Regions from separate parts of the Homo sapiens genome. Here region 2 is linked to region 1. A link is an interaction called in ENCODE POLR2A ChIA-PET data of the cell type or tissue named here. Cell type or tissue: K562. All regions are shown on one strand. Each heading gives the region's core, and the rest is flanking DNA. Links, peaks and the distances in the headings are about the cores only. Region 1 holds the start of PPP1R26-AS1 (PPP1R26 antisense RNA 1). Region 2 holds the start of LINC01502 (long intergenic non-protein coding RNA 1502).

Evidence for each region. Peaks named below come from ENCODE experiments on the same cell type or tissue, not always from the same donor. Only the 100,000 strongest peaks of a DNase experiment are listed, where the experiment ranks them.
Region 2: POLR2A ChIA-PET joins it to region 1 with 5 read pairs; 3 of 35 experiments call an interaction of 5 or more read pairs at or near these places.

Annotation. Positions count from the first base shown.
Region 1 is chr9:135,469,521-135,474,888 of GRCh38, forward strand. PPP1R26-AS1 (PPP1R26 antisense RNA 1) reads right to left here and starts at 2,729. Exons shown (of 3, transcript NR_038969.1): 1 at 2,557-2,729. In K562, for the core only: no CTCF peak of the experiment used is centred there; a DNase peak (open chromatin) is centred at 2,331.
Region 2 is chr9:135,573,861-135,579,228 of GRCh38, forward strand. It overlaps LINC01502 (long intergenic non-protein coding RNA 1502), which reads left to right and starts at 1,065. Exons shown (of 4, transcript NR_109814.1): 1 at 1,065-1,234; 2 at 3,490-3,620. LOC105376316 (a long non-coding RNA gene) reads right to left here. Exons shown (of 2, transcript XR_930428.3): 2 at 3,566-3,950. In K562, for the core only: no CTCF peak of the experiment used is centred there; no DNase peak of the experiment used is centred there; H3K27me3 peaks cover 3,451 bases.

The DNA.
Region 1 (5,368 bases), core at 153-5,152:
TAATCCCTGAGAAGTTTCCTTCTCCTCCAGCTTAAAGAGGTAAAAGGAAAATAAAAATCTCAGGACCCCAAACTCACTATGCCAAAAAGAAGAGTTAAGCTTGGGAACTGGGTCACCCAAAACTACCTCCCAGTGTCTTCCTAAATAGACAGATGCAAAGACAGAAGGCCACTCCCCTCCCCAGGGGGCCCCCCTCACTGTTTGCTCACAAGGAAATACATTGTGGTCCCCAAGATCTTTTTTTTTTTTTTTTTGAGATGGGGTTTCGCTCTTGTTGCCCAGGCTGGAGTGCAGTGGCAGGGTCTGGGTTCACTGCAGCCTCCACCTCCCGGGTTCAAGTGATTCTCCTGCCTCAGCCTCCCAAGTAGCTGGGACTACAGGCGCGTGCCATCACGCCTGGCTAATTTTTGTATTTTTAGTAGAGATGGGGTTTCACCATGTTGGCCAGGCTGGTCTCGAACCCCTGACAGGTGATCTGCCTGCCTCGGCCTCCCAAAGTGCTGGGATTACAGGCAACACATCTTTTTTCTTTCTTTCTTTTCCAAGAACTTTGTCCTAAAACAGAGTTCTGCTGAATTTCACCCTGAAAATGTAAATTAACAGCTTATCTGCACAGGTATGGGACAAAGACAGGACTAGAAGTCTTCCCTCCGCTCACGGGAGACAAACGCATCTTTGACTCCCTCCTCTACTGTTCTTCCATAAAGATGCAGGTTCACTGAGCACAGGATGAATGCACAGTTTACTGTTCCTCTTCCACCTTTCCCATGTAAAACGGGGATTCAGGGAAGGCTCATCAACGCCTCAAAAGAATGCAACCGCTGGCCTCTTTTATCCACCCTCCCGTTTTTTTCTTTCCATTTTTCCCTACTGTCTGCTCTTTCCTCTTTGAATACGGAAGTTCTCAAACCCTCTTTGGAAATCGTGCAGGCCGCAGGTCCTACTGTGCTCCTTCGGACCCGCCTAGCCCGCGGAGCCCATCCTTCTCCTGAAGTTGCGGATCTGGTTTGCCGACACTTTCCCCTGGGCACGTCCTCAACCCAGGCAAAATAAACCTCTCGATAGATTGAGACTCCTCAGTCATTTTCTTTGGTGTACAAAGCACGGGCTCGTCTTCCTGTGTCCATCCCGGGGTTTCGGGGCAGCAGAGCTCCGTCTCCACAAGTGTTCAGGATCTATTCAGATGGTTCAGCCTCAGGGCCAGGCTGGGTCCTCTGCACCCCAAGCTGTGTCCTCTGTCTATGGCAATGACCCAGATAGGGCCGGTTCTCAGATGGCTCTGAAGAAATGTTTAGGGGTGTCTGGGGACTGTGCAATACCTTTCTCCACACTCAGATTACAGAGTTCTCCCTTGACCGTGGACCACTTCCTGGACACGGCTGCACACAGCTGTCACCTCCCTAAGCTGAGCCTTAAAGACCAAGGTCCCACTTTCCCAGTCTGCTCTTGATCCTTTAGAATTTTCACAAAGTTGGGCTGGGCACAGTGGCTCACACCTGTAATCCCAGCACTTTGGGAGGCCGAGGAGGGAGGATCACCTGAGGTCAGGAAACCAGCCTGGCCAACATGGGGAAACCCCGCCTCTACTAAAAATACAAAAATTAGCCTGCATGGTGGCCAGCACCTGTAATCCCAGCTACTCAGGAGGCTGATGTAGGAGAATCGCTTGAATCCTGGAGGCAGAGGTTGCAGTGAGCCAAGATCGCACCACTGCACTCCAGCCTGGGGACAGAGCAAGACTCTATCTCAAAAAAAAAAAAAAAAATTCACAAAGCAGCCCCCTCCTTTTTCAATTAAAAATATTCTGTGCTGGCCGGGTGCGATGGGTCACGCCTGCAATCCCAAGACTTTGGGAGGCTGAGGCGAGCTGATCATGAGGTCAGGAGTTCAAGACCAGCTTGGCCAACATGGTGAAACCCCGCCTCTACTAAAAATACAAAAATTACCCTGGCGTGGTGGCCAGCACCTGTAATCCCAGCTACTCAGGAGGCTGATGTAGGAGAATCACTTGAATCCTGGAGGCAGAGGTTGCAGTGAGCCAAGATCACACCACTGCACCCCAGCCTGGGGACAGAGCCAGACTCCGTCTCAAAAAAAAAAAAATTCTGTGCTGGTTTCCTTTTCTTCCTCCACGCCAGAGCCCGGAGGCTGTGGTCTACAGCTGCCGGCCATGCCCCTGCCTCCATGGAGACCTGGGATTGTGTCAGATGTCCTGCTCCAGCCTTTAAGAGCAGGAGTGGCTTTGTCACCAAGGGTATGCACGGCTTTTCCATCCCCTTTCATCCTGGGTGACACAGGCTGCAGATAATAATCACAGCCTGGGATTCGAGGGAGCCTGACTAGTCGCCGCCTCTCTCCCCCGACTCGGATGATCTGCTTCTGAGCCTGTCTTCTGTTGTGAAACTTACTCCCGAATGCCTTCACCTGATGCCGAGCAAAACGTCACAGTCTCTACCATGTTGCTATGCGGTAGCTGTAAGTAGACAGCACAGAGCACAACAATAGGTCACTTCTGCCCAACTGTTAACCAGGCAGCTGGTCACCCAGCTCAGTTACCTGCATAAAAGCCTCGGCGATCCCCGTGGCCACATTGGAAGTTCTCCTGTGGCTTCCACACTAAGAACTACATCTAGGGTTTACATCTTTTTTACTGGCCAACCTCCTTTTGCCTTTCAGGAGTGTGACTGAGCAACCTCTTTGGTTGTAACCAGAGACGCTGGTTTCAGAACGCAGGTGGAAAGGTCGGAAAGGTCAGCAGCTGCTGCCACGGAAACAAGAAGGGGTCTCCGGGCAACGGGCTTGGTCTGGAAGTGCTTTCACCTCTGTCCCCCAGCTCTCCCCTCTGGGCAATGGGCTTGGAATGGGAGTGCTTTACCTCCACACCCACAGCTGTCTCCATGCATGCACCCCCTCCGCAGGGGCCTGGCGGGGCAGCTCACCTGTGCTTTGCTCCCATCCTGGGCACTGAGGTGAGTCAGATGTGGGGGCAACCACACAGTAGCACCCCGCTCATCGGTTCCACTTGGGGCAGTGAAACAAAACACTGCTGATAAAAAACTTAAAAAGGAAAAGAGAAAAATTAAAAGCCCAGATTCCCAGGGAAACGCTGCATCTGAACTTCTGATTCAAGGGAGGAAAAAAACCCAAAGCAGCTGCCCTCGTCAGGCTGTGCCCACCCCCAATTTGTGCTCACCCTCGGTTCCTGGCCATCTCTGCAAGGGAGACCCTTGGAAATGGGGACTCCCTCCTCACTGGAGCCACCATCACAGATGGGACCTTCTGAAGGCCATAGGTGGCAAAGGGAGCCCATCCTAAGGTCCAACTTTGTGTGTGGCCACAGATAGACCCCAGGCCATCTCCCTTCCCTTTCTAACATGAGCTCGGGGTGTCATGATCCGTCAAAGCGGACCTTACCATCTCCCTTCATGACCACCAGGCTGAGAGAAAAGTGGGCAGGTGTTTCTCCCCGGGAAATACTGCTGCACTGTGGCAGGAGTGGTTTTGAAGGCTGCCTTAGGTTGAAGCTAGGCAGAGTCTTCTGGGGCACAGAGGGGCCTGGGACACCTGCCTCTTCCCGATGCTCAGCCCTCAATGCCTTCTGGCCTTGGATGGTCCTGGGCTGGTGAAAGGTACAGCTTCCATGCAGCCCTACTTTTCTGTACAGTGCCAAACTGCTACATACAAAAACAACTATAGATATATATTGCAGACAGGGTCTTGCTCTGTTGCCCAGGCTACAGCACAGTGGCACAATCACAGCTCACTGCAGCCTCAATTTCCTGGGCTCAAGCGATCCTCCCACCTCAGCCTCCCGAGTAGCTGGGTCTACAAACGTAGATATAAATATACGTATACATATTTTTTTTCCTTTTTTTTAGAGACAGAGTCTCGCTATGTTGCCCAGGCTGGTCTCAAACTTCTGGGCCCAAGCAGTCTGCCTGCCTCAGCCTTCCAAAGTGCTGAGATTACATGTGTGAGCCACTGTGCCCGGCCAGAAACTACAAATCTGTATCAAGACTTGCGGAGGCTCCTTACCCTCCCCTACCTCAGAATAAAGTGATTCAGGACATCATGAGTAGGTTTTTATACAAAAATATCAAACGTTCTGTAATGCCTTTCCAAGACTCACAGAACGTGCGGTAGAGTCCCTCTTCTTTCTGCCAAAGGAAAACTGAAATAGAATCATTTCCATGGATCTAGGGGAAATTTTTGAGACTCAAGAAAATCGTGACCTTTCTCATTTTTACTCTGCACCACGTTCATTTAACAAGAGTGCAGAAACCTCCTCGTGAGAGGTTTTACCAGAATCTGTTCCCCTCGTCACATTCACCATTGTTTTAACCTTGATTGCCAACATTCTATTTCAGAGTTGTATAGCTAAGTCTTATCAGCTTATCATTTCTGATACGGCTTCAGCAGCCTCTTCCACTGAACATGGTTGAGATAACATTTCTCAGAGAGACTTAACAAGTGAACTAACTCTTTGCCTAAGAGATGGAGAAAGTGAGCTCCTAGCAGAGTTTCTGAAGTAAAAGATTCCAGTTGCTGCTTCCCCAGGAAGGAGGGTCCTGGGGAACTTGGGGTGACACAGGGCAGCTGTCTGGGCCCCCTTCAGGGCAGGAGCACTCCATGGTCCCCGGCTGCCCAGCCCAAATGACAGTCCCGGGCTGAGGTTCCCCAGGGGCAGCCCACGTCCAATGGCCGTGCAGGGGGTTTAGAGGTGTAAATGTCCGGCCAATTTCCTTGACAGGGGCCATCTGAGGGGCTGCCATGCTCCAGGGCCCCCCGAGAATCAGCCGAAGCCTCCATCGTGGCCGTGTGACCGCTTGGCTGCCCCCTGCCCCATCCTGTCCTGGGGGTGCCCCTGGCCAAACCCTCACACATAGGTCTCTCAAGTCCATGCAGCTCCCCCGCCCTGGGCAGGCTCCTGTCCAAGAGGTCGTCTGGGTCAGAGATGCCCACTTCCTCTGGCCTTTGTCACCTCTGCCTTTTACTCTGCAAGGTTTTCCTGCCTTTGAGGAGGGGGTCACCTGTCCCGCCGCACTCCTGCTGGCCCCTCCAGGCCCTCCTGTTTGAGGAGAGGAGCAAACGTAGAAACAGTGTCTAGTAAGAATAAGGGCCCTCGCCCAATTTATTTTCTGCAGGGAATCAGAGCGAGAAAGTCATTTTCCTCCCAGATCCTGAATTGGAGGCACCCTGCTCTTGAATAAACCCAAGGTGACATGTCCTCATTTCCCACTGACGATGCACGCGGGGTCTCCTGAATAATTCTGTCTCGGGGGCTTATTTTCCGTTTCAGCTTAAAACGCTCCCTCATAAACAGATCATCATCAAGTCACGTTGTCCCCTGACATTGTAAGTAATAAAC
Region 2 (5,368 bases), core at 171-5,170, 100 kb after region 1:
ACCTTGGCCTCCCAGAGTGCTGGCATTACAGGCGTGAGCCACCACTCCCGGCCGCAGTGTACCTATTTTTAAAACACTAATGAAGTTGGGGAATAGAGAAATGGCAGGGAGATTGGACAGGAGGACTTAGGTCTGAAAGATGAGTCATAAGTTACAGGCAAAATGGAAAGGCCAACTGGAGGAAGATGGAAATATTGTTGGTGACACCCAGGGGTATTTGTAGAGGTGTGGCCTTGTTCAGAGGTGTCCTGAAGGTCAGAGCTGTGGGGCATCAGGAGGGAGGTGTCCATTTGGCAGCTACATACAAGAACCTAGAATTTAGGAGATGCACATCCAGGATGAAGCTTTGGAAGTCAAGAAAGGGTGCCCAAGACACCAGGAGAGGCTGAGATCCCCCAGAAGAGGAACAAAAACAGGAGCCATTTTGGCATGGAGAGAGATGGAGGGCGGGAAAGGGAGATAGTCAGAATCGGGGGAGGAAGGTGAGAGAGGAAAGCAGAATCCAAGAAAAGCCTTCCCTGGGAAGCACAGACGTGGCCTTGGGGCCTGGGGCTGAGAAGCCGGTCAGGAAGGGGCAGGCGGACACGGGGCCTCGGGGCCTGGGGCTGAGAAGCCGGTCAGGAAGGGGCAGGCAGACACTGCCTCTGCTGGTTGTGGGTTCAGGGCTGACGTGGCTGTGACGCACTCTGCTCAGGGTTCAGCGGGTCCTGGGTGCAGTGGTGGAGCTGTCACTGCTCACATCCTCATGGAACCACGTGCCAGTGACGGGGATAGATTTGCAGCCAGCAGCACAGCCAGACACGAGGGGCTGAGGAGGAGTCAGCAGACCATGTATTTGTTGTTGTTCTAAGAAACCTTTTCACTCGTCCTGCTTTGGTGACATTCTCTCTTGAGGTGAAGCTTTAGGAAAACAGGGTCCAAGATGGACAAACAGGATGCTTTACGGAATGGTCAGTGTTTTTCCAGCATGGCCCCACCCCTGCTGGGATGGTCCGCGGCCATTGTGAAAAACAAGTGAGTTGGAAACTCACCCAGTTCCCAGTCAGCCCAGAGTCAGGGAATAAATGGACAACCAGAGAGAGCCAGAGTCGCTACAGCCAGCCTGGCAGTGCAAGCCCGGAGCTGACACAGGGCCACAGCCACGATGCAGCCACTAATGCGGACCCTTGGGCTGAGCCTGCTTTCCATGCTGTGAGCCCAGGGGACCCAGATGGTTCCTGTCCCCGCTGAGAAGGTGAGAGCTTCGGGAGGGTGAGGTGGGCACACACAAGAGCCACTTCCCGGGCCACGGTCTCCAGACCCTGGACCGGATGCCCAGCCTCACACCCGTCGCACAGCAGTGACCCAAACCCCGGGGGACATCGTCAGCTGAAGGGTCCCCCTTGTGCCTTTGGTGGCGTCCCCTGGGTAGAGAAGGGGGTGCCAAGCAGTGCCTGGGCAAACTCACTCCTGTAGGCAGAACTGGTGTCTCCACTGCGGGGTGACTGCTCAGAGGCCAACGGGCATCTTGGTGAGGTGAAGATCCCACCCCAGCTCACCCAGCCTCTCCCAGGGCCAGGGTTTGGGGAGGTTTTTGTTGAGTACCTTCATCTCCCAGAGACAGCGTCTCCCCCTGGGGAGCTCAGGTTTGGTAGAAGCTGTGGGGAATCCCCCTTTTCTGAGTTTTCATTTTGCAAGGGCAACACATCGGGGGTCATATAAAATCCATTCTTGGCCGGGCACAGTGTTTCACGCCTGTAATCCCAGCACTTTGGGAGGCCGAGGCAGGTGGATCACCTGAGGTCAGGAGTTCAAGACCAGCCTGGCCAACATGGTGAAACCCCGTCTCTACTAAAAATACAAAAATTAGCTGGGCGTGGTGGCACATGCCTGTAATCCCAGCTACCCGGGAGGCTGAGGCAGGAGAATCACTGGAACCCGGGAGGCGGAGGCCTCCAGTCTAGTCAAAAAAAGCAAGACTCAGTCTCAAAAACAACCGAACAGCCAAACAAAACCCCACAAGTTCTTGTCAAGATTAAATGACTTTTACAAGTTTGTGGCATTATTAGAGAAAAGACTTAAGGGCGGCAAGTGCCCAGACGTCTGGTCCTAACATCCCCAGGGGTCGCCACGGCCTTGACTTCTTGAGACTTTTGGGCCTCTGGTTGGGCTGATGTGGCCTGGACACAGGAGCTCCTGGTGCTCAGGCTGGTGGACCAGGCCCCCCGGCACCTGGGCCCCCACAGCTGTGTCCAGGATTCCTGCTCCACAGAGCCTCCCTCCCTTCTCTGAGAGCCGCTCGGCCTCTGGCCACACTCTCCTCCCCCCGGGGCCTGAGGACCTCTCCCCACTGCCTCACCTGCATTCCCACCTCCTCCATGGCCTCGGTCCCCTCCCCAGGTCTCAGGGACTCGCTCTTTCAACCCAATGCTCATCTGTGGCTTTTGGGCCTGGGAAGTCCACACCTGTGCCCCAGAGACGCCACAGTCCAGCAGCGTGCGACCCAAGGGAGGCGGGAGCTTGCACTGCGAGAACAGACACGAGTGGCCAGGCCCAAGGCCTGCATGCCCAGGGCGGGACTGACTGCTGCTTGCTTTGGGGAGAATGCTGTCGAGTCTCATGCTCAGAGGCACCGGGGACAAGCAGGGGAAGGAAGCAGCGCTGGTCACCTGTGGGCTGTTCACACGCAGCAGCCATGGCTGTGGTCACAAGATGAGCTGGGCTCAGCCAGCGCCACGGCATGTTGCTGACTCTTGACCGGTCGACACGTGAGCTCTAGCCCCTTTGGCCCCTGGATGTCTTCCTGTCTCATCCCCCAACATTAAGGTTTGCCCTGATCCTTCAGGCCTCACAAGAGGGCCCCTGTCCCAGCCTCTGGCCTGGCTCCCCTTCTGCTGACGGATGTGGGGCTATCAGGGACCAGGACTCCTGACTGCCCCTTGAATATCTCTGTCTAGTTTGCTTTGCAACAAAACCCCACACCCTCTTCCACTGCCATTTCTTTCTCTCTCTCTTTCTGTCCCTCTCTCTATCTCTCTCCCTCTCTGTCTCTCTTTGAGATGGGGTCTTACTCTGTCACCCAGGCTAGAGTGTCACCCATGGCTCAAACATGGCTCTTTGCAGCCTCAAACTCCTGGGCTCCAGCAGCCCTCCTGCCTTAGTCTCCCATGCAGCTGGGACTACAGGCACATCCCGCCATACCCAGCTCATTTTTGTATTTTTTTTATAGAGACAGGAGTCTCACTTTGTTGGCCAGGATGGTCTTGAATTCCTGGGCTCAAGCGATCCTCCCACCTCAGCCTCCCAAAATGCTGGGATTCCAGGCATGAGCCATAGCGCCCAGCCTCTTTCCCTCTTATTCCTTCTTCCACCCTCAACCATTTCACGGTTAATTCCCACATCCTCAGAAATTTGTGTCATGCAGCAGTGGTGTCTGCTGAAATGTTGGGGGAGACGGGAAAGGCTTGGCCTCCCTCCCTACGCTCCAGTGACTATGGCATCTCCCTATAGGTGGAAGGACTGTGGCACGCCCTGCGCTGGGAGCAGGACAGGGAGCTACTTAAAGAGGAGACGGCTCACCCTCTGCCACCATTCTGGATCCAGCGTTTCCAGGGTAACTTTATGTTAAAAATGAATGTAAGGTGAGTGCCTGGTGGGGACACGTGGGGTGAGCGAGGGAGCTTCTCAGGCTCTCGCTGCCATCCAGGCCCTGGGCTGATGGAAAGGAGGTCACTGGCCACTCTTCTTCACCAGGCTGCAGCCACTTTGGAGTCCACCTTTCCGGCTTCTAACAGTTTCAGTCAGCAGGTCCCTTTTTAACTGGATCATGTGCTGAAGAACGCCACACACGGAGGGCTTGCTCAGGCTCTGGGCTCAGCCCAGGACCTTCCTGCCCCAAGCACCTCACCACAATCTCTCACAGGCACTTCTGTAAGGTGAGAAGTCCAGCAGCCATGGGTTTATTGTTTTTCCTGTAAAACAATAAAGTCTGGTAGGAGATTACGCATGTATGCTGTGAAAGACCTCTTTGCCTAACATAAGGATGGTAATTTTAGTGCCTTTGGTGTTACAAACCTTTATTACCTGTGGCAGCTAATTAATAGGAGATGTTCTAAGAGTCAAAGTTTCATTCTGTGGGCTTTTCATCTACCACCCACCCACCCATCCACTCACCCATCCACCCACCCTTCCATCTATTCATTCATCTATCCATCCACCATCCATCCACCCACCCATTCACCTGTCCATCCATCCACTCAATCACCCACTCATTCACACCTGCATCCATCCATTCATCCATCCATCCATTCATTCCATTTAATCATTCATCCACCCATCCATCCATTCCTCCACCCATCTATCTATCAAAACACACACCCATTTATCCACCCAACCATCCATCCATCCATCCATCCATCCATTCACCCATGCAATCATTCACCCATCCTCCCACCTATTCATCCATCAATCTATCCACTATTCATTCACCTGCCACCCACTCACCCACCCATCCATTCACCCATTCACCCACCCTTCCATTTATTCATTCATCTATCCATCCACCATCCATCCACCCACCCATTCACCTGTCCATCTGTCTACTCAATCACCCACTCATTCACCCCTGCATCCATCCATTCATCCATCCAGCCATTCATTCCATTTAATCATTCATCCACCCATCCATCCATTCCTCCATCCATCTACCCATCTATCAATCCATGCACACACCCATTTATCCACCCAACCAACCATCCATCCATCCATTCACCCATGCAATCATTCACCCATCCTCCCACCTATTCATCCATCAATCTATCCACTATTCATTCACCTGCCACCCACTCACCCACCCATCCATTCACCCATTCACCCACCCTTCCATCTATTCATTCATCTATCCATCCACCATCCATCCACCCACCCATTCACCTGTCCATCTGTCTACTCAATCACCCACTCATTCACCCCTGCATCCATCCATTCATCCATCCAGCCATTCATTCCATTTAATCATTCATCCACCCATCCATCCATTCCTCCATCCATCTACCCATCTATCAATCCATACACACACCCATTTATCCACCCAACCAACCATCCATCCATCCATTCACCCATGCAATCATTCACCCATCCTCCCACCTATTCATCCATCAATCTATCCACCATTCATTCACCCACCACCCACCAATCCATCCATTCATCCATTTATTCCATTATTTATTCATTCATCCATTTATGGATATATACATGCATTTATCATCTATCCTCCATTCATTCATCTACCATTCATTCCCCCTTCACCACCATCAATTCATCCACCATCCATCCACCATTTATCTTCCACCCATCCATCTAGCCATTTGGCCACCTCTTCATCTATTCA